Linked DNA regions of Homo sapiens: region 1 is linked to region 2. A link is a loop called in an ENCODE intact Hi-C map of the cell type or tissue named here. Cell type or tissue: heart left ventricle. All regions are shown on one strand. Links, peaks and the distances in the headings refer to the core of each region. The heading gives the core; the rest is flanking DNA.

The links. A loop is a pair of places that touch in the nucleus more often than their neighbours do. Peaks named below come from ENCODE experiments on the same cell type or tissue, not always from the same donor. Only the 100,000 strongest peaks of a DNase experiment are listed, where the experiment ranks them.
Region 1: it touches region 2 in a loop (2.4-fold over the local background); 1 of 110 quality-filtered maps calls a loop at or near these places.

The regions. Positions count from the first base shown.
Region 1 is chr11:68,952,605-68,962,965 of GRCh38, forward strand. No RefSeq gene overlaps it. Among named protein-coding and RNA genes, the nearest start is that of MRGPRD, 23 kb to the right of the region's middle. RefSeq lists a silencer at 3,765-3,814 and an enhancer at 10,327-10,361. In heart left ventricle, for the core only: no CTCF peak of the experiment used is centred there; a DNase peak (open chromatin) is centred at 6,987.
Region 2 is chr11:68,654,004-68,666,746 of GRCh38, forward strand. No RefSeq gene overlaps it. Among named protein-coding and RNA genes, the nearest start is that of GAL, 24 kb to the right of the region's middle. In heart left ventricle, for the core only: no CTCF peak of the experiment used is centred there; DNase peaks (open chromatin) are centred at 5,278 and 5,729; H3K27me3 peaks cover 253 bases.

The DNA.
Region 1 (10,361 bases), core at 4,966-8,965, 300 kb after region 2:
TGTGGACGTCTTTTTCCTTCTCCTGGTTACTTACTTAGGAGTGCAAATGTGGGGTTTCATGGTAGTCTGTCCTCTGGATGTCTTGAAAAGCCAGCAGTGATTTAGGCCTTTGCAGCGAGCCTCTGAACCAGACTCTTTATAAAACTGTCTCCTTTGGCCCTCACTCTCCCCCTGGGAGGGAGGTGTGGATGTTCTGTCTGTGTTTTCAGGTGAGGAAACAGAGGTGCAGGGCAGCGGGGAGACTTGCCGGCCCTCACTGCAACCTCCGCCTCCTGGGTTCAAGTGATTCTCCTGTCTCAGCCTCCTGAATAGTTGGGATTATAGGCATGAGCCACCACGCCTGGCTAATTTTTGTATTTTTAGTAGAGACAGGGTTTCACCATGTTGGCCAGGCTGTTCTTGAACCCTGACCTCAGGTGATCTGCCTGCCTCGGCCTCCCAAAGTGCTGGGATTATAGGCATGAGCCACCACGCCTGGCTAATTTCTGTATTTTTAGTAGAGACGGGGTTTCACCATGTTGGCCAGGCTGTTCTTGAACCCTGACCTCAGGTGATCTGCCTGCCTCGGCCTCCCAAAGTGCTGGGATTATAGGCATGAGCCACCACGCCTGGCTAATTTCTGTATTTTTAGTAGAGACGGGATTTCACCATGTTGGCCAGGCTGGTCTCGAACACTGACCTCAGGTGATCTGCCTGCCTCGGCCTACCAAAGTGCTGGGATTATAGGCATGACCTACTGCGTCCGGCCAGACTCTTTTTTTTTTTTTTTTTTTTGAGACGGAGTCTTGCTCTGTCTCCAGGCTAGAGTGCAGTGGCGTGATCTTGGCTCACTGCAACCTCCACTTCCCAGGTTCAAGTGATTTTCCTGCCTCAGCCTCCGGAGTAGCTGGGACTACAGGCACATGCCACCATGCCCAGCTAATTTTTGTATTTTTAGTAGAGACAGGGTTTCACCATGTTGGCCAGGATCCTCTCAATCTCTTGACCTCGTGATCTGCTCACCTTGGCCTCGAAAAATGCTGGGATTACAGGCGTGAGCCACCACGCCCAACCAACTCCCTTTTTATTTAAGAGTACAGCACTAATAGCTCACAGAAAGCTCTAGGTGTGCGGATGGGGGAAGGGTGAGTTGATTAGTGGTTTCATTGTCAGCTTACAAGGACATTAGTGATTTCGTTGGGGAAAACCTTTCATATCACTGTCTGGAGTTCTTGCCTCTTGGGCAGGCCATTTTCCCCAGTGTGGTAGAATAATAGCTCCCCAGCGTTGTCTGTCCATGTCATAATCCCTAGGATCTGTGAATTTGTTACCTTAAATGGCAAAGGAGACTTTGCAGGTATGATTAAGAATCTTGAGACTCAGAAACTCTTAGGAGGCCAGATGTGGTGGCTGGCGCCTGTAATCCCAGCACTGAAGCTGCAGCAGGAGAACTGAGAACAACCAGGGCAACATAGTGAGACCCCCGTCTCTACAAAAAATAAATAATTATCTGAGTGTGGTGATGCATGCCTGTAGTCTCAGCTACTTGGGAGGATGAGGTGGGAGGATGGCTTGAGCCCAGGAGGTGGAGGCTGCAGTGAGCTGTGCTTGCACCACTGCACTCCAGCCTGGGTGACAGAACAAGACCCTGTCTCAAAAAACAGAAAAGAAAGAAAAGAAATTGTTCTGAATTATCGTGGTGGGCCCAGTGTAATCAAATCACAAGAGTCCTGAAAAGAGAGAGGCATGAATGTAAGAGACAGACACGGTGATGTGGTGATGGAAGAGAGAGATTGGAGATGCTACCCTGCTGGCTTTGACGATGGGGGAGGGCCCACCAACCAAGGTTGACAGGTGGCCTCTAGAAGCTAGAAAAGGCAAGGAACAGGCGGGGTGTGGTGGCTCACGCCTATAATCTGAGCACTTTGGGAGGCCAAGGCGGGCAGATCACCTGAGGTCAGGAGTTAGAGACCAGCCTGGCCAACATGGTGAAACACCATCTCTACTAAAAATACAAAAATTATCCAGGCGTGGTGGCGTGTGCTTGTAATCCCAGCTACTTGGGAGGCTGAGGCAGGAGAATCGCTTGAACCTGGGAGGTGGAGGTTGCGGTGAGCTGAGGTCACGCCATTTCACTCCAGCCTGGGCATCAGAGTGAGACTCTGTCTCAAAAAAAAAAAAAAAAAAAAAAAGAAAGAAAGAAAAGAAAGAAAAGGCAAGGAACAGATTCTCTCCTACAGACTACAGAAGGAATGCAGCCCTGCCAACCTGTGTTAGACTTTGGGCCTCCAGAACTGTAAAATAACACATTTGTGTTGTTTTAAGCCGTGAAATTGGCAGTCATTTGTTCCAGCAGCCATAGTTACTCTCCAGGTAACTAATGCACCCAGTAAAGAATCCTCTAACTTTCTGCCCAGGGAGCTGGGGTCTCCCCCAACCAGTGTGCGCTTTGATTTTTCCTCCAGTGTTCAGAATGGCGCCTCATCCCTGTCCTGGTCCCACCTGGTGCCCCGGTTGCAGGCCTGAGCTTTGTTGGCGATGGAGGATACTAAGCATCCGCCCGTGTTTTTGGATGCAGGCTCCATGCTGGGCTTGGGGTTGGCTGGAGAGCATGAGACGGGGGAGGAGACGCACTTTCCCCCGAGTACCCACCCCTGAGAGCGAGAAGAGCACGTTGGTTATGCTCGCTCACGGCTCTGGAGCCCCAACATCTGGCTGCAGAGTCCACTTCTGCTGCCTCCTGGCTTTGTGACAAGCCACTCAAACCCCTCCAGACCTCGGTGGCCTCGCCTGTAAAACGAGGATAGTGCTGGGAACAGTAGTATCCGGTGCTGTGGGGGCCTGAATGATTAACTTCCTTATGACGCCAGGAACCGCCCTGGCCTGAGGGAGGGCGGCACCCAAGTCTTTATTAGCGAAGTCACGTTCGAGTTTGTGTTGCGTGCCGGGCGTTACGCCGAGTCCTGCACCTGCACTGTGTCCTTTCATCTTCATGGCAGCTCTATGGGGTCGTTTCAGTGAAATCTTTTCCCTGGGAGAAATTCCTGGGAACAGGGAGTGCCAGCTCACTTCTGCAGCTTTCAATGGCCCGGGGTCCCCAATTGCTTACTGCAGTGGGGTCCTCATCCAGCAGGGGCCTCCCTGTCCAGGCTGGATGGTGGAGGCCCCCGGTCTCAGGCCACTCTGGGGCTGTGGGAGCCGGTTGGGTGGGGACATGATGGCTGGAAGCAATTTGCATGAGGGGGATCTGAGATTGGGGCAGGGGGTCTCGTGGGAGGCTTTTGAGTTTCAGGGCCCTCAGTACATGGCCCCCTCCTTCCCAGCCACACACAGCCCATCTGCACAGGGCCTCGCTGGGGAGCAATTCTTTGGGAATTGGCGAGGGTGGGGACCAGGGTGGGGGTAGGGTGGGGGGGCTGGGGTGGGGCGGGGGCAGGATGGGGGTGCTGGGGCAGAGTAGGGGTCTGGGGGTGGGGCGGGGCAGGGTGGGGGCAGGATGGAGGGTTGGGGTGGGGTAGGGTGGGGGGCTGGGGGTTGGGGGGCAGGGTGGTGGCCTGGGGGTGGGGTGGGGGCAGGGTAGGGGCCTGGGGGTGGGGTGGGGGCAGGGTGGGGGTGGTGTATCCCGAGGTCCTGCTTTGCTGCCTCTTCCGGATGGCCCATTTTGTTTACGAGCTGGAGGAGCTGCCTGCCCGGTGGAGGGCCAGCCTCGAGTCACTCTTAGAGCCCCTGGCACGCCACTGGGGGTCGCTGTGGTGGGGGGGGGGTGTTGGGACGGCCCATGCACCTGCTCTGTGAGTGGGAGGGGCAGCCAGCTTATCCATCCCGATGGTGGTGTCTCTTGGGCTCTTAGTGGCCCCCCACCTTCCCCTCCTCTATGTCTGCTTAAAGAAGAATTTCGGGGTGGAGGAAGCCGTGACAGCCACTTCTGTTTTCTCTCTATGCTTCCCTCTCCCGTGTGCTCCTGGCTCCCCAGGTCAGACTGCAGCGAGCGGGTCTGGAAAAGGCCAGCACTCCCCTCGGCAGAGGGGCCAAGAGGGGCTGCTGGGGTGGGGGTGGAGGTGGGCGGTCTTGCAGCAGAGCAGGGGAGGCTGCCAGGCCAGGGCCATTGTCACCCTAGCCTCCTCCATCACCCCAGCCTCCCCCGGTCACCCGGACCTCCCTTGGCTCCTGTGCCTGGTTGTCTCTGGCATGTGGTGACCTGGATGCTCCAAGTTTGATGTGGACTCCAGGAGTAGTCCTGCTATGGGAAATGAAATGTAGTTAGGTTCGAGAGCCAAATACACCATGGCCTTATTTGGGATGAAGGCTCATCCTCTGAGAGCCTGCAGTACCTCGTGGGGTTGACATCTTTCAGCTGACCCTCGGTGGGCCCAGGGACAAGACAGAGGGGGACCGCTTAGGCTGGGCTGGACTGGGTCCCGAAAGGGTGGCTGTGGCCACATGCTGACCCGCAGGGTGTGCCCAGATAGCTCTCACCTACTGCAAGCCCTCTTGCTGAAAGGGCCCAGGGTTCCACCTTAGGGATAACACTGCCCAGTGACAGTGACAGATGGACCCAGGACCTGCACATCCCTTCTTCACAGCAGCTGGAGGTGGGAGGGGGATGTATCCCTGTTGCACAGATGAGAAAACAGAGGCTCAAGGAGGGCACCTGATGGGAGGCAGTGGTGGAGCTAGAGCCAGTCCTGAGCTGGTCCTTTCCCTCAATCACTGTGGCCCCTCAGGGAGGGCTGACCCTCCCCCTGCCCACCTGCACAACCAGAGGGTAGACTCCAGGGTGCAACAGGGGAGTCACCAAAGACCCGCTTACTGCCATGGTGGGTTTAATTTTTGAAGTCACAGCTTAACCCAATTCCAAATTGTGTACAAGTGACGCGTCTAACAGATAAGGATACAGAAAGAGCAAAGTCAAAGGAGGTGAGCAGATGAACCGTGCAAGCGCCAGCCAGTTGAAAGCTGGTGAGCTCTGCGAATACCAGACAAAACAGACTGTTGGCTGGGCGCGGTGGGTCACGCCTGTAATCCCAGCACTTTGGAAGGCCGAGGCTGGTGGATCACAAGGTCAGGAGTTCAAGACCAGCCTGGCCGAGATGGTGAAACCCCGTCTCTACTAAAAATACAAAAGCTAGCTGGGCATGGTGGCGGGTGCCAGTTGCTCAGGAGGCTGAGGCAGGAGAATCACTTGAACCTGGGACATGGAGGGTGCAATGAGCTGAGATCGCGCCACTGCACTCCAACCTGAGCGACAGAGCGAGACTCCATCTCAAAAACAAACAAACAAACAAACAAACAAAAACAGACCGTTAGGAAAATAACATGACTAGGATTAAGGAGGATAATATCATAAGTTATCAAGAAAGCTCCAGTTCCCAGGAAGATATAACACTTATGTGTTTGTATGCTCCTAATAACATAGCCTCAAAATAAATAAAGCAAAGCAGCAGCTCCTGCACAACCTGCCTTTTTTTATTCCGAAGTCAGATTTTGTTGACTGACTGTCAGCTTTGCCATCAGCCTTGGGCAAAGTCAGAGAGTCAGGCCTTCCTCTCAGGGAGTTTTCCCTGCAGCAGGGAGAGAAAACCACGGATGCGGGAAACAGCTAGTGGGGACCAGTGGCCAGCACCAGCCAAAGAGGGTGTGGGTCGGGTATTGTAGGCACTCACACTGGCAGGCAGGCACCTATCACCCGCCTTCATTCATTCATACAGTCACACACATGCGTGTCCACATGAACACTGGTGCTCCCACCCGGATTGGGGGGAGAGTCACCATGGGGTTATGTTGTTCAAAGGGGGCTCTCTTGGAGATGAGTGTGAGCTTCAGCCGCCTGGTTTACCACTCCCACTCCACCCTCGAGGCTGCCACCCCCATCTTTGCCCGGATGCCCAGGGCTGGCCTGCCAAGTGGGAGCCTTCCCCAAACGTATCCTTCCGCAAATGTCTCTGTGCCAGGCAAGGCCCCAGGCCTGGGGCACAGCAGTGACCAAAGCAGACATGGTCCCTGTCCTCCTGGTGGATGTGTATGCATGTCACATATCAGACAGTGATAACTGCACCGGGGAGAAATGAAGCGAGGTGGGGGGATTGAGGGAGGGGGTGCGTGCTGCTGCATTCTTTCTTTTTTTCTTTCTTTTTTTTTTTTTTTTTTTTTTTGAGACGGAGTCTCGCTCTGTCACCCAGGCTGGAGTGCAGTGGCGCGATCTTGGCTCACTGCAAGCTCTGCCTCCCGGGTTCACACCATTCTCCTGCCTCAGCCTCCCGAGTAGCTGGGACTACAGGTGCCCGCCACCACGCCTGGCTAATTTTTTGTACTTTTAGTAGAGACGGGGTTTCACTGTGTTAGCCAGGACGGTCTCGATCTCCTGACCTCATGATCCACCTGCCTCGGCCTCCCAAAGTGCTGAGATTACAGGTTGGGCCACTGCGCCTGGCCATGCTGTATTATTTCATAAAAGGTAGTTGGCAAAGGCCTCTCTGAAGAGGTGGCATTGAGCAGTGACCTGAAGAAAGGAAGGGGTAGAGGCTGGGTGCGGTGGCTCACACCTATAATCCCAGCACTTTGGGAGGCTGAGGCAGGCAGATCACCTGAGGTCAGTTTGAGACCATCCTGGCCAACATGGTGAAACCCCATCTCTACTAAAAATACAAAAATTAGCCAGGCGTGGTGGCAGGCATCTGTAGTCCCAGCTACTAGGGAGGCTGAGGCAGGAGAATTGCTTGAACACGGGAGGTGGAGGTTGCGGTGAGCTGAGATTGCACCACTGCACTCCATCCTGGGGAGACAGAGTGAGCCTCTGTCTTGGGGATAAAAAAATAAAGTGAGGGGTAGAGCCCTGCACACAGCGGGAGCAGGGTGCTCTGGGCAGAGGGAAGAGCAAGTGTGGAGGCCCTGAGGCTTGGCAGCCTGGAGTGAGGGTGCGGAGTGGTTGGGAGATGAGGGCCGGCGGCCTGGAGTGAGGGTGCGGAGTGGTTGGGAGATGAGGGCTGGCGGGCAGGAGTGAGGGTGAGGAGTGGTTGGGAGATGAGGGCCCGCGGCCTGAAGGTGCTGATCACATGGCTTGACCACTGCTGTCCCAGATCCACGCAGGAGGCAAAAGGCGCAAAGGCGAGGGTGACCTGACGGACCACTGGGTGTGCAAGTGCGCGGAGAGCCGTCGGACCCCACACGAGGGAGCGCCGTTCTTACTCCATCAAGCATGTGTTAAAGGCCTGCTGTACGCATGCTCTGTGCAGGGTGCTAGGGGCCCACTGGGGTTAGGGCATGTCTCCTGGGGGGGCACTGAGCCAGTGGGCTGACAGTAACCTGGGAGGGGGGGGTGCCCACCCCAGCTGCCCTGTTCCTGGTCTGCAGGCCTCTGGGTGAACAGGGCTGGCAGAGACCTGTGGTCCCGATGGATCCCATGGCCCCTGAGTGCCCCTCCGCTATCAACCTGCCCCACCTCCTGACCGGGTCTCCTAGATCTCGACCTGTCTCCCCGGCTGCCATTCAAGGCCGGGAGAGGCAGCTGGTACAGCTTTGCTTGTTGCCCGCGGCCCCCCACAGGCCCCTCCAACACGCCCCCTGTCCAGGGCCATCTGTGCTGCTCAGATGGCTGAGCACAGGCTGCCAGCTCTGGACGCTTCACCCACACTGCTATTCAGTGGCTACACGTACAGGAAGGCCCTGCAGACCATTAGAATAGGGACCATGTCTGTACCGGTGATAACTAGCCCTTCCCTGAGCTCCCTGAATCCCCCTTCCCGTGGCCCTCGTTGCCCCAGCCTCTTCCCCAGGACCCCTGTGACCTCTCTTTCAGTGACTCAGGAACTAAAGGGTGGGCACCTGGCACAGCAGGGCCCCAGCAGCTGTCCGAGGCCATGGGTGTCTGTGCCAGCTGCTCAGTCCCTGTGCCTTGCTGGTGGTTAGAATTTTCATATGGCCAGGCCTGCATAGCTCATTCTCCTCACTAGGTCTTGCTCTCATCCACCTCCGTGCCTGACCCACACTAACTACCTGCCAGTTAAGTGACCGCTGGACGCTGGGGTCAGGAAAAGCAGGGAGCCAGGGGCAGGGCTGTGCATGGCTGGCCACGGCCTCAGGCCTGGGCAGGAGGCAGGGGTGGGCGGCTCAGGGCTGGGGTTTCGGAGGCACCGCTCACAGACCGCCATCTTCTTGGTGCCTGTGGTGGGTGTTTCTCTCCCCTCCAGCTTGGACTCTTTCTGCCCCGCCTGGCAGATCCGGGCCCCCAGGGGCTCCCGCAGCCTCTGCCTCCTCTGACTGCCCACAGGGAAGCAGGTGACCGGCTGGTGCTGCTGCTGACCGACGAGTTGAGGTGCCCAGCCTTGCTGAAATGCGTCTGTGTCTGTTGGGGCAGGTCCACCCAGCAGAGGACAAACCTGGAGACGCCGAGGGTCAGGGCACCCACAAGGAGCACCGGCCTCTGTCTCCCGCATCCTGCATGCACAGGGTGACGACGCCAGGATGGAAGGGCTCGGGCACAGCCTTGTGTGGTCAGAGAGTGAAGACACCTCTAGGTAGCTGGTATGTGCAGATTTGCCTCCTCCTCCACCAGAGTCAGGCTGGATCCTTTTAATCCCGAGGTGATGACAAACAGCAAAACCTCTCATGCTGCCCTCTGCTCTGAGTGGCCCCTACCCCTTCTTGCCCTAACTAAGCCGGTCCCTCTGCTGAGGACCCTTCTGGAACATTGCTTAGTTTTCTGACCATAGTCCTCCTAGCCCAGGTGCGAGGTCGGGGGCTCCCTGCTCCTTGTCCAGACCACTCCCTGACGTCACCCCATGCCATCGGGTTCTACTCCTCTTCTCTCCTTGGGGCTGTCACTGACCACCCCCGGCCACTCCCTTCACTCCCAGGCCTTTGGGGCAGGCCAGGCCCATTTCCCTTCCTGGCCACAGGGGTGTCCAAGTGCCTGGTGGCCAAGTGCCAGGTGGGCGAGGCTCCCCGGATTGCTGTCCCCAGTTGGAGCCCACTCCTTTTTTTTTGTTTGTTTGAGATGGAGTCTTGCTCTGTCGCCCAGGCTCTGGAGTGCAGTGGCACAATCTTGGCTCACTGCAACCTCTGCCTCCCAGGTTCAAGTGATTCTTCTGTCTCAGCCTCCTGAGTAGCTGGGATTACAGGCACGTGCCACCATGCCCAGCTAATTTTTGTGTTTTTAGTAGAGATGGGGTTTCACTATGTTGGCCAGGCTGGTCTTGAACTTCTGACCTCAGGTGATCCACCCACCTCTGCCTCCCAAAGTGCTGGGATTACAGGTGTGAACCACCGCGCCCTGCCGAAATGACTGCTTCTTTAAGCAAAGAAGATTGTAGGACTTTGTTATGGCAGCCCCAGGCAACAAATATAGTGCCCTGATTTCTAATTCCTTATGTGGCAAAAGGTTCTCTGTGGAAGTGATTGAGTAAAGGATCCTGAGCTGGGAGGTGATCCGGGTGGGCCCTGCATGTAATCACAGCGTCCTTATAAGGGGAAGCAGGAGGGTCAGCGTGGAAGTGGAGTTAGAGTGGAGGTTGGAAGGACGCAGGGCCCTGAGCCACAGAACAGGGGCTGCCTCTAGAAGCTGGGAAAGACAGGGAAGTGGGTTCCCTCCTACAGCCTCTGGAAGGAGCACGGCCTTTGATTGTAGCCCCAAAGCCCCGCTTGAGACCTCTGACCTCCAGAACTGTAAGATGAAAAATTGGGTGGGCCGGGCGCAGTGGCTCACGCCTATAATCCCAGCACTTTGGGAGGCTGAGGTGGGTGGATCACTTGAGGTTAGGAGTTCGAGACCAACCTGACCAACATGGTGAAAGCTCGTCTCTACTAAAAATGCAAAAATTAGACGGGCGTGGTGGCAGGTGCCTGTAATCCCAGCTACTCAGGAGGCTGAGACAGGAGAATCGCTTGAACCCGGGAGGCGGAGGTTGCAGTAAGCCGAGATCGTACCACTGCACTCCAGCCTGGGTGACAGAGATTCCGTCTCAAAAAAAAAAAAAAAATAGAAATTGTGTCTTTCTTAGCCACTAAGCATGTCATCAATTTGTTCCAGCAGCCACAGGAAATGAATAAAAGGCTCAAAGTCCTGATGTCATGGGCTGGCTGGTGATGGAGAATCTTGAAGGCTGTGGATGTGAGTTCTCACGGTCCTGGCCCGCAGCTGGAGAAGGGCAGGCATGGGAGAGCAGGGAGCATGCTGGCACCAGGTGGCAGAAAAGGGAAGAGCCAGGACTCCAGATACCGAGATACTGGTAGTCCATGTGCTTGGAGACTGATATGATTTGGATCTGTGTCCCTGCCTAAATCTCATGTTGAATTGTAATCCCCATTGTAGGATGTGTGGCCTGGTGGAAGGTGATTGGATCCTGGGGGTGGATTTCCCCCGTGGTGCTGTTCTCGTGATAGAGTTC
Region 2 (12,743 bases), core at 3,486-7,485:
CCCCCTCTGTGAAGTGCCGTTTCCATGCTGCCCTCACTGGACCAAGGGCACAGCTGTGGAGGAGTGTGAGCGAGGGATCCCCACAAGGACAAAAGCAGAGACCATCCACTGAAGATGCACCTCCAATCCCTCCTGGTCACGCCCAGCCCCGCGCCCAGGGGCCATCTCAGGAGATGCCCTGGCCAGGCCTCTAACCATATCCGGCTCTTGCAGCCACTGAGTCCAAAGCCACCTGGCTCAGGTCCTGGAATGGCACTGCAGGCTTCTGTGGGTGCCAGTGATGGCAGAGAAGAGGGTCCCCCAATGGCACCTGGACAGCCTGGGCAGATGCTGCCGCCCAGCCTCATGGTCTCTGGTGGGGTGGCCGAGGATGGGTGGTGGGGTGCGCCTCTCTACGCATCAGCCCTAAAAGCCTAAGACGTGGGTCCTAGAAGTCACGCCTCTCCCCAGAAACCCTTCATGGCTCCCTAGTACCACAGGCGCATTCAGCCTCCTCACACGCTGGCCCCAGCCCCCACAGCCCCTCAACTTCCCTCCCCACTTCCCACTACACCCTCTGTGAAAGCCCAGCTCATCTTTCAGGCAGGCCAAACCCAGGTTTGCCGGGTCTGAGCTTATATAATCTGGGGGGCCTCTTTAAGAATAAGAATATAGGCTGCGCACAGTGGCTTATGCCTGTAATGCCAGCACTTTCGGAGGCCCAGGCGGGCAGATCACTTGAGGTCAGGGGTTCAAGGCCAGCCTGACCAACATGGTAAAACCCCCACCTCTACTAAAAATACAAAAATTAGCCGGGCGTGGTGGTGCACTCTTATAATCCCAGTTACTTGGGAGGTCGAGGCAGGAGAATTGTTTGAACCTGGGAGGCGGAGGTTGCAGTGAGCCGAGATCACACCGCTGCACTCCAGCCTGGGCTATGGAGCAAGACTCTGTCAAAAACAAAAAAGAAAAAAGACAAAGAATATAAAATAACTAAGACAAACACAGGCATAGAAGTGAGTATCGCTTAGACTGAGAAATGAAGTCACAGAAAACTACAGATTTTAAAAAGCTGATTAGTGTCATCAACATTACAAAATGTGGAAAAATCACAGTTCTTCTTAGTCACCTGACTCGCTCTACAATACCTGTGCCCCGGTATTTTCGAATGTGTGTACTCATTGTTCATCTCTCATAGGACAAGGACTTTGTTTTATGATTTTCTGCAGAGAGAACAGAAAGATGATATGGCCTCTCCTCCTCCACGATGGATACGAATTTACTTTTCATTATTGATGGTGTAGAGAAAGTTCCTGAAGCTTCACAACCCAATGCTGGTGACGTTGTGTACATTCTTAGGATTGGTATCATTCGGGAAAGCCTCTCCTGAGTTTCTTTTGTGTGTCAGTGTCCACAGATGGGCTCGTTTGTAGTGGGAGCTGCAGTTCCTTGTTCTGCAAACAGGAATTGTGACGAGTTTTGCTTTATTCAGTTCCCATCACAAAAGGAAAGAATGTGCAAAAGTGGGTTTGTGGCCATGATCTGCGTGAGCGAGCGTATTCCTGGCAGGAAAGTGCTTTTGTCTGACTGGGCTGCAGCAGGGGCGGCCCCTCTGCTGACCATCCACATGTCTGCTGATTAGAGGGCGTTCCCATGGGCCAGCTTCAGTTCCATCCATCACCCAGGTTCCTGGGCACCCCTACCTCCATAGCTGGATGCTGTGGGATGGGTCATATACCACATCAGGCCTCACCTTTCTGCATCAAGCCAGCAAATTTGCACCTTGTCCCTAGACAGAGACATTCCCATGTGGGGAGGACCAGTGGCAAACTAACTGCACCAGAAGAGACCTTGAACCACATAGATATACCCCACTGTGGTGAGTTGAATTATATGCTCTAAGAGGACAAGTTCAAGCCCTGCAACTCTATGGAACTGAACTCAGCCAATGACCTGAATCAACTTGGAAGCAGATTCACCAACTGGGCCTCCAGGAAGGAACGCAGCCCGGCCCGTCCCCGGGTTTCAGACACGTGAGACACAAGCTGAGGGCTGATGAGCCCTGCTGCACCCAGACTTCTGACTTGCAGCAGTGACGAGATCATAAATGGGCATTGTTTTACGGCGGGAAAAAACTCTCAAAGCCTAACCCCAGTGCCTGGGAATGTGACCTTCTTTGGAATGGGGTCTTTGCAGAAGTCATCAAGCTAAGATGAGGTTAGATTGGGTGGTGGTGGTAGGTGGGGGGGTCCTAAATCCATGACTTGTGTCCTTCTAAGAGGGAAATGTGGATTTAGGACACAGAGACACAGATACACAGACACGCAGAGGGGAGAAGACCAGGGGGACAGGTGGAGGCTGGAGTGAGGCACCACCGCCATGGAGTGCCAGGCACTGCCACCAGCAGAAGATGGAAAAGGCAGGACACACCCTCACCCCTGGCCCCCTGGTTGTGAACTTCTGGCCTCCAGACTGTGGGAAAATAAATGTCTGTTGTTTTAAGCCACCCAATTTGCGGTCATTTGTTACAATAGCCACAAAAAAATCTCACCCACCCACCCAATCCACACTAAAGGTGTCCCCAGCTCAACCTCCCCTCAGCCAGATCCCACAAATGTTTACAGCCCCTAGTACCACTGCAGCAGAGGGGACCTGAACTCCAGAGCGCAGCCAGCCTACAGTCCTCACCGACTGAACAAAGCGTCTGACTTCTGCAATTTTTGTTTTTTGAGATGGAGTCTCGCTCTGTTGCCAGGCTGGAGTGCAGTGGCACGATCTCTGCTCACTGCAACCTCTGCCTCCCGGGTTAAAGTGATTCTTCTGCCTCAGCCTCCTGAATAGCTGGGACTACAGGTGCACGCCACCACGCCCAGCTAATTTTTGTATTTTTGATAGAGATGGGGTTTCACCATGTTGGCCAGGATAGTCTCAATCTCCTGACCTCATGTTCTGCCTGCCTTGGCCTCCCAAAGTGCTGGGATTACAGGTGTGAGCCACCATGCCCGGCCAACTTCCGCAAATTTTAAATGACTGTGTGGATGCTGCTGGGACCCTCCCAGAAGGGGTGTGTGCAAGAGAGGGGCTCTAAAAATTGAGGTCTCTCAGCCTCCAGGGAAATTGCCAGCCTTTAGAGCTCTGCTTAGTTCACCCAGCCTTCCCCAGGGGGCCTCCGTTCTGGCCCTCTGGGTCCGTCTCTTAGCACTGTGACCTGCGCTGGCTGTAGGACCCTTTCCCTTCCTCCAGGACCCCTGGAACAGGGCTTCCCTGGCAGAGCTCATCATGAGAATCTCCTGGGAGGACCTCAAGGGGCCAGGCCCCATCCTGCTAAGTCAGGGGCAGGGAATGTGGCTCTGAAACCCCCCAGTGGGAGGCTGGGGGCAGCTGTCAGGGGCCCTGCTCACGGCTGGTTGTCAGAGAGGGGACCCTCTCCATGTGGTCTGCCTGCTGGAGGATGGGCCAGAGGCTGGAGGTGCCCAGGATTATGTGCCACTGGGACCCTCCCTAGGATGGGCCCCAGAGACCCTCCCTCCACACAGTTGGACCTCAGGACAAGGGCACAAGCACCTCCTCTCCCAGAGCCGGCAGTGGGGTGAACAAGCCCCGAGCTGCAGCGGCCACCTCATGGTGAGATGTGGGTTGCAGAGTCCAGGCACATCCCTGACGCGCAGTGGGTTCAGCCAGGCAGGCTGAGCCACACCTCTGAGACCATCAGTAGCTCCCACTGGCCAGCAGGTCAGCCAGTAAAGGCCGACACCACAGTTCTTCCTACTCCAGCCCTGACCGAGTGTCTGGGTTCACCTCCACTCGGCAGGAAGCACCCAGATATGTGCCAGGATCAAGCCAGGAGAGAAGGATCAGGTAGTTTTCAGGTTGTTCTCATGTAAAATCCTGTAAACATGGCCAGAAACACGTGACTCTGATAGCTACAGATACACCTTTGATTCTGTAACTGGAGAGAGACAGGCTGGAAGAGGAAACCTCAGGAGGTGATAGGTCCAGACATGCGGCAGGGGAAAGGCAGGAGCGGGAGGAAGAGACGGGAGAGAAAGAGGCATGGTGGGAGGGAAGGCAGCCGACTTGCCGGGAAAGTGGCATAAGTAACAACTGAGGCAGAACTGGAGGAAGACAGAGAAGAGAGGCCCAGAGGAGCAGACAGGGATGCAGGACAGAGGGGAAGAACCCTTCACAGCCACGCATGGATCCAGAGTAGAGCTCAGAAAGCTACGGCCTGTGGGCTGAACTGGCCCGCTGCTTGTTTTCATAAATAAAGTTTTATTGGCACAGGGCCACACTTGTTCATTTCTGTGTTGTCTGTGGCTACTTTCATGTAGAGTTGAGTAGTTTTGACAGAGGCTCTGTGGCCAGCTCAGCCTAAAATATTCACTGTCAGCCGGGCACGGTGGCTCACGTCTGATAATCCTAGCACTTTGGGAGGCCGAGGCGGGTGGATCACCTGAGGTCAGGAGTTTGAAACCAGCCTGACCAACATGGTGAAACCCTGTCTCCACTAAAAATACAAAAATTAGCCGGGAGTGGTGGTGCTTGACTGTAGTCCCAGCTACTCAGGAGGCTGAGGCAAGAGAACCCAGGAGGCAGAAGTTGCAGTGAGCTGAGATCATGCCAGTGTACTCCAGCCTGGGTGACAGAGTGAGACTCCGCAAAAAAAAAAAAAAAAAAAGAAAAAAAGAAAAAAAATTCACTGCCTGGCCCTTTCTGGAAAACATTTGCTGACCTTTGGTTTACACTCATGTGGTCTTTGCTTCCAGGACTGTCCACTCTTCAGAGCTCATTGGGGAATCGAAGACTTTCCCCTTAGCTAGATCCAGGCCTGGGATGGGGAGGCGGCTGCCTGACGATCACACGTCTGCTGGCCCTAGGCAGCCCCGAGACCTCTCGGCACCCAGTCCCTTCTGTGTATGAATAACATCACACATCCGAGGCGAGCTCTTGCGCAGTCTCCTGTGAGCTGGCCTCCACACAGAAGGGTCATTCGCTAGAATGTTCTCCGCTCACGTTCTGAATTCTGACAAATATTCTCCAAATGTGATTTTCATCGCTTCAAGTGAGACCCAAATCTTGTTAGGTGACGCCAAGGCGAATTCAAATATAAAACTCTATTTGCCTTTAACATTTTCAAATATTAAAGCTATCAACAGAAAGGCAAGTAAAGAAATAAAAGTGCAAATGCTATGGGGAGAGAATGGCCCGCAGGCAGTGGGCGGCGAGGCCCCTCCTCAGCATCATCTGTATCTTGCCCTGCGCTGGAACTTGGCCCACAGGACATCACGTTTGCCGGCACTGCCTGGGAGGTTCCGGACACAATGCAAGAGTCTGGGCTCATAGCCAAAGGCAGGGGCTCATGGCTCAGCTACACACACATCAAATAACAACAACAAGATCTAACCGCAGAAACCCTGCTCCCTGGGGTTCATCTTTACCCTGTGTTCAGGGAAAACAGTCATCAGCCCTTGAGTTTCAAATGGCCCAAATTACCGATAATTTCAGCCTAAATTAGGCCATTATGTGCTCGCTGCCAGGGTTCCTTCTCTGATGAAAAGCAAGTACTGAGCGGTATCGTCCTCTCCGGGCAGATGGACGGGGCTGGGGGAGGGGTCCCTGGGCCGAGCCCCCTCACCTCTCTTTTTGGAGGGTAGGGGCTGGTGCTTGGCCCACTGTGACTTGGGCAGGGACGGCAAGCTCTGACCTGCGTCGGCCCTCAGGCCCCAGGTGGTGGCTCCAGGAGGACTTCAGAGGACCAGGGCTCAGTGGGAGAGAGGCTCTGAGTGCCCTGACAGGTGGGCACTGCCCTTTTTGAGTTCCCTGGGGTGGGATTACCGACACACAGTGCCAGGCATCTGTGTGCCCAGGAGGGGCCTTGGAGGTGGAGGCAGAAGCACAGGGGCCGGGGAAGCTCGTAGTCGGTGTTACAGACTGAATGTGTGTCCTCCAACTTCTTTTTTTTCTTTTTTTGAGACAGGGTCTTGCTCTGTTGCCCAGGTTGGAGTGCAGTGGTGTAATCACAGCTCACTGCAGCCGTGACCTCCCAGGCTCAAGTGATCCTCCCACGTCAGCCTCCCGAGTGGCTGGGACCACAGGTGCACCACCATGCCCGGCTAATTTATCTTTATTTTTAGTAGAGATGAGGTCTTGCCATGTCGCCTAGACTGATCTTGAACTCCTAGACTCAAACAATACACACCCACCTTGGCCTCCCAAAGTGCTGCGATGACAGGTGTGAGCCACCACGCCTGCTTGCCAAAACTCACGTCACAGCCCCGACCTCCAGTGTGATGAGAGATGGGGCCTTCTGGGAGGTGATCAGGAGGGTTAGATGGGTCAGGAGGGCAGGGCCTGGTCTAATGGGACTCATGTCCTTATGAGGAGAGACTCCAGAGAGTGGTCTCTCCCTCTCTCTGCGACCCCTTGAGCTTGCCCAGAGGTCATGTGAGCACACAGCCAGATGGCGGCACCCACAAGCCAAGAGAAGAGGCCTCAGAATGAGCCTCACCCGGCCCGCTCCCCGATTCTGACTTCCAGCCTCCAGAGGTGTGAGAAATAGACATCTGTGGTTTAAATCCCCCCAGCTGAGGGAGTTTGGGATAGCAGCCGCCCGCTGGGGAAATGGAGGCCCTGGGACCTCCAGGCCAAAGGCCAGCACCTGGAAGGGCATCGCAGAGAGGGAACGGCATAAGCAAAACTGCAGGGTGAGCAGAGGAAGGCAGGGCCAGAGAGAGCACCCCGTGGGATTTGGGGAGACCGTGAAGGCCAAGATAAAGGCTCTGACTTTATTTTGTTCTTTGGGCAGTAGGAAGCCACGGAAAGTCATTTTTTAGAGAGAAAGTGCAGAGGTGGACGGTGCTTTAAGGAATGGATTCCGGTGCAGTGTGGTTTGTTCTGTCACCTGCCTCTCCCGGCGCCGTTTCCCCATCTACTAGTCAGGGTCCCGCACACACCGTAGGACTCACAGCAGTTTCCCAACTGCAGCACCATTGACATTTAGGGCTGATTTTTGGCTGGAGGGGCTGCCCTGTGTAGTGTAGGACGTTCAGCAGCCTCCCTGGTCTCCACCCACTCGATGCAGGTAGCACCTGCCCCAGGTGTGACAACCAGCGATGTCTCCAGACATGGCCACGTGCCCCAGGGACAGAACCCCCCGACTGAGAATCCCTGTGTTACAGGATGAGAGCCAGGCCAGTGGACGTGCTTTCAAAGTCACAGTGTCCCAGCCTAAAGGGGTGCACAGACTCGGATGGGGGCCCTGACCTTGCCAGGGCGGTGCTGGGATGCCCGTCCTTGAAGCTTCTTCTCTCTGGGTCAAACACCTCCGGCCACGCTCTCGCTCCAGATTTGCTCCAGGCAGGCGGGGGTTTGGTGGGGAGCGGAATCACTTTAGCTGAGTGTGACCAGCTGTATTGCTGAGACTGGGGCCGGGGTCATGGCTATGCCTTGGACTGTCCCAGATGGGGACAAGGTGCCAAGGGAGCATGAAATGAAGAGGGCTGTGGCAGAGACTGGTGTCCATGGAGCACCCTTCATGTCCCTGACTGTTCAGAGCTGGACACAAATCAGCCCGAATTCTCCTTCCACCCTGGGGCTGGGGATGCTGTGGGTCCCTGTTTGACAAGAGTGGTGGCTGCAGCTTTTGCTGGGTGGATGGGTGAGAGGGCTCTGTGGCCATTGCAGAGCCTATGGCACATGAAGCATGTGAGTGACTGGGGCCACTGTCATCCGAGGGACACCCTGCGGCCCCAGTTGGGTTATCTGTGACCCCGGGTGGCACAGTGGCAGCCCCGTTCCAGCTGTGGAGACCAATCACAAGCCCTGGGGAGGGGGGGCAACAAGGTGACTGCCTTCTGGTCCTGATTCCAATATTTACACCCACCCCACCACGGACCCACCTGGGAAAATCTGGGGTTCGTGTGCGAGCGGCCCCCTTGTGTCTGTTGGCTGGGAGGGGAGCTGGGAGTCTGGGCTGCTAGGGGAGGTTTCCACCAGCCCAGTGCCCCAGCTTGCACAAGGACCAAGAGATGCTCAGCGTTGAGCTGGGGCCATGGGGGCTCTTCTGGCTCCCGGAAGTCTCAGCTCTTCCCACACCTCATGTCCTGGGCCGGAGCGTTCAGGGTTTGCTCTCTGTAAGTCACCCAAGTCTGTAACAAGAGAAGCAGTCCCGTGGTCCACTGGGCTTTGCTTCTGATGTGTGGGAGGTGATTTTCTCTGTAAAGGAAATAACTGATCCGTAAGAAACAGAAGGTGGAGGGAAGTCTCTCCTCACTTCATCATCTTTTCTGGGGATTGACTTTTTGGTTTTGTTTTATGAAAAGTTCATTTGTGATCTATTATTCAATTAGGAAATGCGCCAGGCATGGTGATGCTTTTTTAAAAGGGCAGAGATAACCTAATAAGTCAAATTCAATTTGGGAAACTGGAGTCTGTACGCTTTCCAGAGTAATTGACCTGCCCATGGGCTGAGATCCAGAGGGAAGTGGGGATGGAGGGAGATGTGAGTCGTGATCCAGGCCCAGGGAGGTGGGGAGGCTGTGGGGGAGCAGGACACCCAGCAGGTGCCCCCAAGCCAATGCAGGAATGGGAGAGACAGTGTCCCTGACAGTGTCACCGCCCAGTGGATTTATCTTTTCTTGCCCACTACCCAGATGAAGCTGATTGATCGAGATGGGGGAATTGCAGTGGAGAAAGTGTTTAATACATGTAGAGCTGGCTAAATGAGAGACCGAGGTTTTAGTATTCTTCAAATCAACCTCCTTGAAAATTCAAAGGATAGGTTTTTTTCAAGGATAGTTTGGCAAGCAGGGGGCTAGGGAGTGGGTGCCACTGATTGGTTGGGGCTGCAATCCCAGGAGTCTGGACAACAGTTCTCATGTGCTGAGCCTGCTTCTTGGTGGGGGCCACAGGACTGTTTGCGTCAGGAGTCTCTGGTCCAATGAAGTCATCTTGTCGTCAGAAATGTAAGCCTCAAAAGACATCTCAGAACGCCAGTCTTAGATTCTAAAATGGTGATGTTATTTACAGGCATAACTGGGGAAGTTGCAATCGTGTAACCTCCTGAACAATGGCTGAGAATCCTGTAACTCTGCCTACATCTTAGCAGAACTCAGGCCCCTCTCATAATCCTAACCTTGTGGACTTTTATTAATTGTATAAAGATGGTTTAATTTGGGGGAAGGGCTGTTATCATTTAAACCATAAACTCAATTTCTCCCAGAATTAGCTTTGAATGACCAAGGGCAGTTTGGAGGTTAAAGGCAAGATGGGCTTGGTTATGTCAGATCTCTTTCACTGTCATCATTTTCTCACTTTATAATTTTTGCAAATGCAGTTTAAATGGGCAGCAGGGCCACCACCTGGGGAGAAGAAAAGAGTTGCCCCCACTCCAGGTCCCTGCACAGGTTGCCCTCTGACCTGCACCCCCTAGAGTCGACCCCTCCTCAGGGCCTCAGCCCTGATTTCCTTGACATGAGGCCAGCAGGGCCAAAGATAGGAAGGTTGTTGGCACCAGCCAGAAGCAGAGGGAATTTGGTGACCCAAGGGTCAGGTCACACCCGGAGCTACCCAGGCAGACGCACATGCACACACACTACGAAAGCACTGCAGCACACACCCTGTGTACACGTGTGACACCACGTTCTGCACTCCCACGCTCATGCACACTCAGACACCTGCATGAATTATGTCTGTGCACACTCACACCATCAGACACGCTACACTCATGCTCACACACACCCACACACACTTACTCGTGCACGTACACCTCCGTGTTCTTGCACGTGCATTCCCACAGGACCACGGCAGGGGGCACGACGTGTGGGAGCACCTGGGGTGCCGTGAGCAGCTGGGACCCTGGGCCGGTCCAGGGAAGGGTCTGGGAAGGACTTGGGTGGATGATGAGGGAAGGGCAGCCCCTCATCTCCACCGTACCCCTCATCTCCTGGTGGCTCACTACTGTAATCCCAGTATTTTGGGAGGCTGAGGTGGGCAGATCACGTGAGCTCAGGAGTTCAAGACCAGCCTGGCCAACATGGTGAAACCCCGTCTCTACTAAAAATACAAAAATTAGCTGGGCGTGGTGGTGTGTGCCTGTAATCCCAGCTACTCGGGAAGCTGAGGCAGGAGACTCGCTTGAACCTCGGAGGGTGGAGGTTGCAGTAAGCCAAGATTGTGCTACTGCACGCCAGCCTGGGCTGCAGATTGAGACTCCATCTCAAAAAGAAAAAAATTGACTTGCAATAATGAGTTGAAAAGGAGGACTTCTCCCAGGTGCATTTCTGGAACCTCAAGGGACAGGAAGGCAGCCAGGCCTCAGGAGCCCTGGAACCCGGGACGGAAGCGTGCCTGCACCTGCTCAGTCCCGGGCTCTACTTTCTGCCCTGTGGCTGTATTTCCTCTCTCTCCGCCCAGCCACCTCGAGGGTGGAAAGTGACATCCGGCAGGAGGCTTCCCTTCTTCAGACTGGGCTCCCCCAAGAGAACTCTTTCTTAGTCCCAGTCCCAAATTCTGAAGGGAGAGTTCTTGACTGACCCTAGTTGGAGTCAGGTGCCCGGCCTGGTCACTCCTATGATGGTGGGTTGGGTTGGGGATGGGGGACATCATGGTCCAGAAAGGCTGCCAGGCACTGGCCCGTGCAGGTGAGGAGAGGTGGTTATGGGAGTGACTGTGAGCTCACGGATGGTGCACACAGCTGATTCGAGTGAGGACTGGAGCCCAGGTCTTTTGAACTCCTGCCCTGGGTTGGGTTCCCTTCAGTGGCATCTTGGACATGGGCTTTGGTATAAGTGGTTTATGAGGGTGCCCGCTAGGAGAGCCCTGGAGTGGAGGGAGCTGGCAGGACAGAAGCAGCCAGGCCAGCCCCAGTCTGCTCCCCTGTGAAGCTCTGGTGTATGAGTGGCCCCTTGGGGTCGTCCCATCTTGAGGAAGGAAGTTGAGCTTTTCATCCAGCCATTGATCAGGGGCTCCACAGACAGGAGCTCCAGGCCTCACTGAGCCAGGCAGCTCCCATGGGCTGAGGGCAGTTCTGCAGAAAGGGTGCTGCAGTGAGTTGTGGGCACCAGACACAGCTGGGGACTGGGTGCACAGAGCCATAAAGCGGACCCCGGCACAGTGCGTGGGCATCCACAGAAATCCTGGGTGCTGCAGACCAGCTAACGGGTGGGTGATGGACAAGGGTCCAGGTGCTGGTCAGTGACGTGGGCTGGCAACGTGCATGGGGCAGCCCCCAACCACAAAGCGGGAGGAGATGAGGGAAGAGGGGTCCTGGGCTTGGCTTGGGTTTGGGGAGCACTCCCTCCTCTGTGGATGTCTGCCTGTGTCCCCCCAACTCAACACAGTCCCCCCACAGAGGGACCCTTGGGGGGAAACACTGTCTAACTACCCCAAGAAAATAAAGAGGCAGACACCATGCTGGGTATTTGCCAAGAACAATTCCATATTCAGATCCACTATTAACATGAAGCTAAATGCGAGAAGTGTTGGCTGGGATTTTCAAATCTGAACGATAATACTCACTTATGAACCTTTCCATCACAATGACCCAGAAATAAGACGTGAAGAAGTTGGGATAATGCCATCAAAAGGGTCACGGCGCCCTCATGATTCTCTTGACAGGCATGAATTTATATAATAATCAAAAAGCATTTTCACCATTAAGCAGCCCCACAGCCTGCCAAGGCCATCGTGGATGACGGTCGCATTACTCACGCGCGTTGCCACCCAACCGGCTGGGGCATCGCCGCACTTCCCATTCTGCTGGGAACACGTAGAATTAAGATGCTAGGTTTCAAAATTATAAAAACATTTTTCCGTATTACTTTTTGGGGGGAATTTGCTAAGAATCACATGACTTCAAGGATAATTATTCCCTCCAGTCATTTTATTCACTTGATAAAAAAGTGGGAAAACATAGATAATAGAATATTTACTGTTTTATACATTTCTCTTTTTTTTGGCAGAGTCTCACACTGTTGCCCAGGCTGGAGTGCAGTGGTGCCATCTCGGCTCACTGCAACCTCTGCCTCCCGAGTTCAAGCGATCCTCCCGCCTCAGCCTCCCAAGTAGCTGGGATTACAGGTGCCCTCCACCACGCCTGGCTAATTTTTTTTTTTTTTTTGTATTTTTAGTAGAGGCGGGGTTTCACTGTGTTGGCCAGGCTGGTCTTGAACTCCTGACCTCAAGTGATCTGCCTGCCCCTGCCTCCCAAAGTGCTGGGATTACAGGCGTGAGCCACCGCACCCGGCCCAGATCTGCCCTTTCGTGTCTGGCTTATTTCAGCGAGCCTAATGAGCATTCTCACGTTTACTCCACGTTGTAGCATGCGTCAGAATCTCTTTTCGCTTTTAAGGCTGAGCACTCCTCCACTGTGTGCATAGACCACCGTTTGCTTACACTTCAATTCCGGACGTGTGAGTGCTTCTACCTTCTGGGTCCTGTGAACAATGCTGCTATGAACACGGGGTGCATCGTGCCTCCAGACTGAGAAGTTAGGGGTTCCCTGCCATCCTCCAAGGCTGGATTCCTTACAAAGGGTGGGGGTGGCACTGAGGCTCATTTCCGGCCTGGGGAGAGCTCCAGCTAACAGGAGGAGGCAGGAGAACCGATGGAGTTGGGAAGTTCCCCACTAATTTCAAGAGTCCTCAAAATGTTCATACTCTTTGATGAATAATTCCAACATCAGGCATTATACAGAGGGAATCAGAGATGTGGCTCAGGGCACTTGTCACAAATGTGGGTGATGCTGGGAACATTAGTTAATGGGC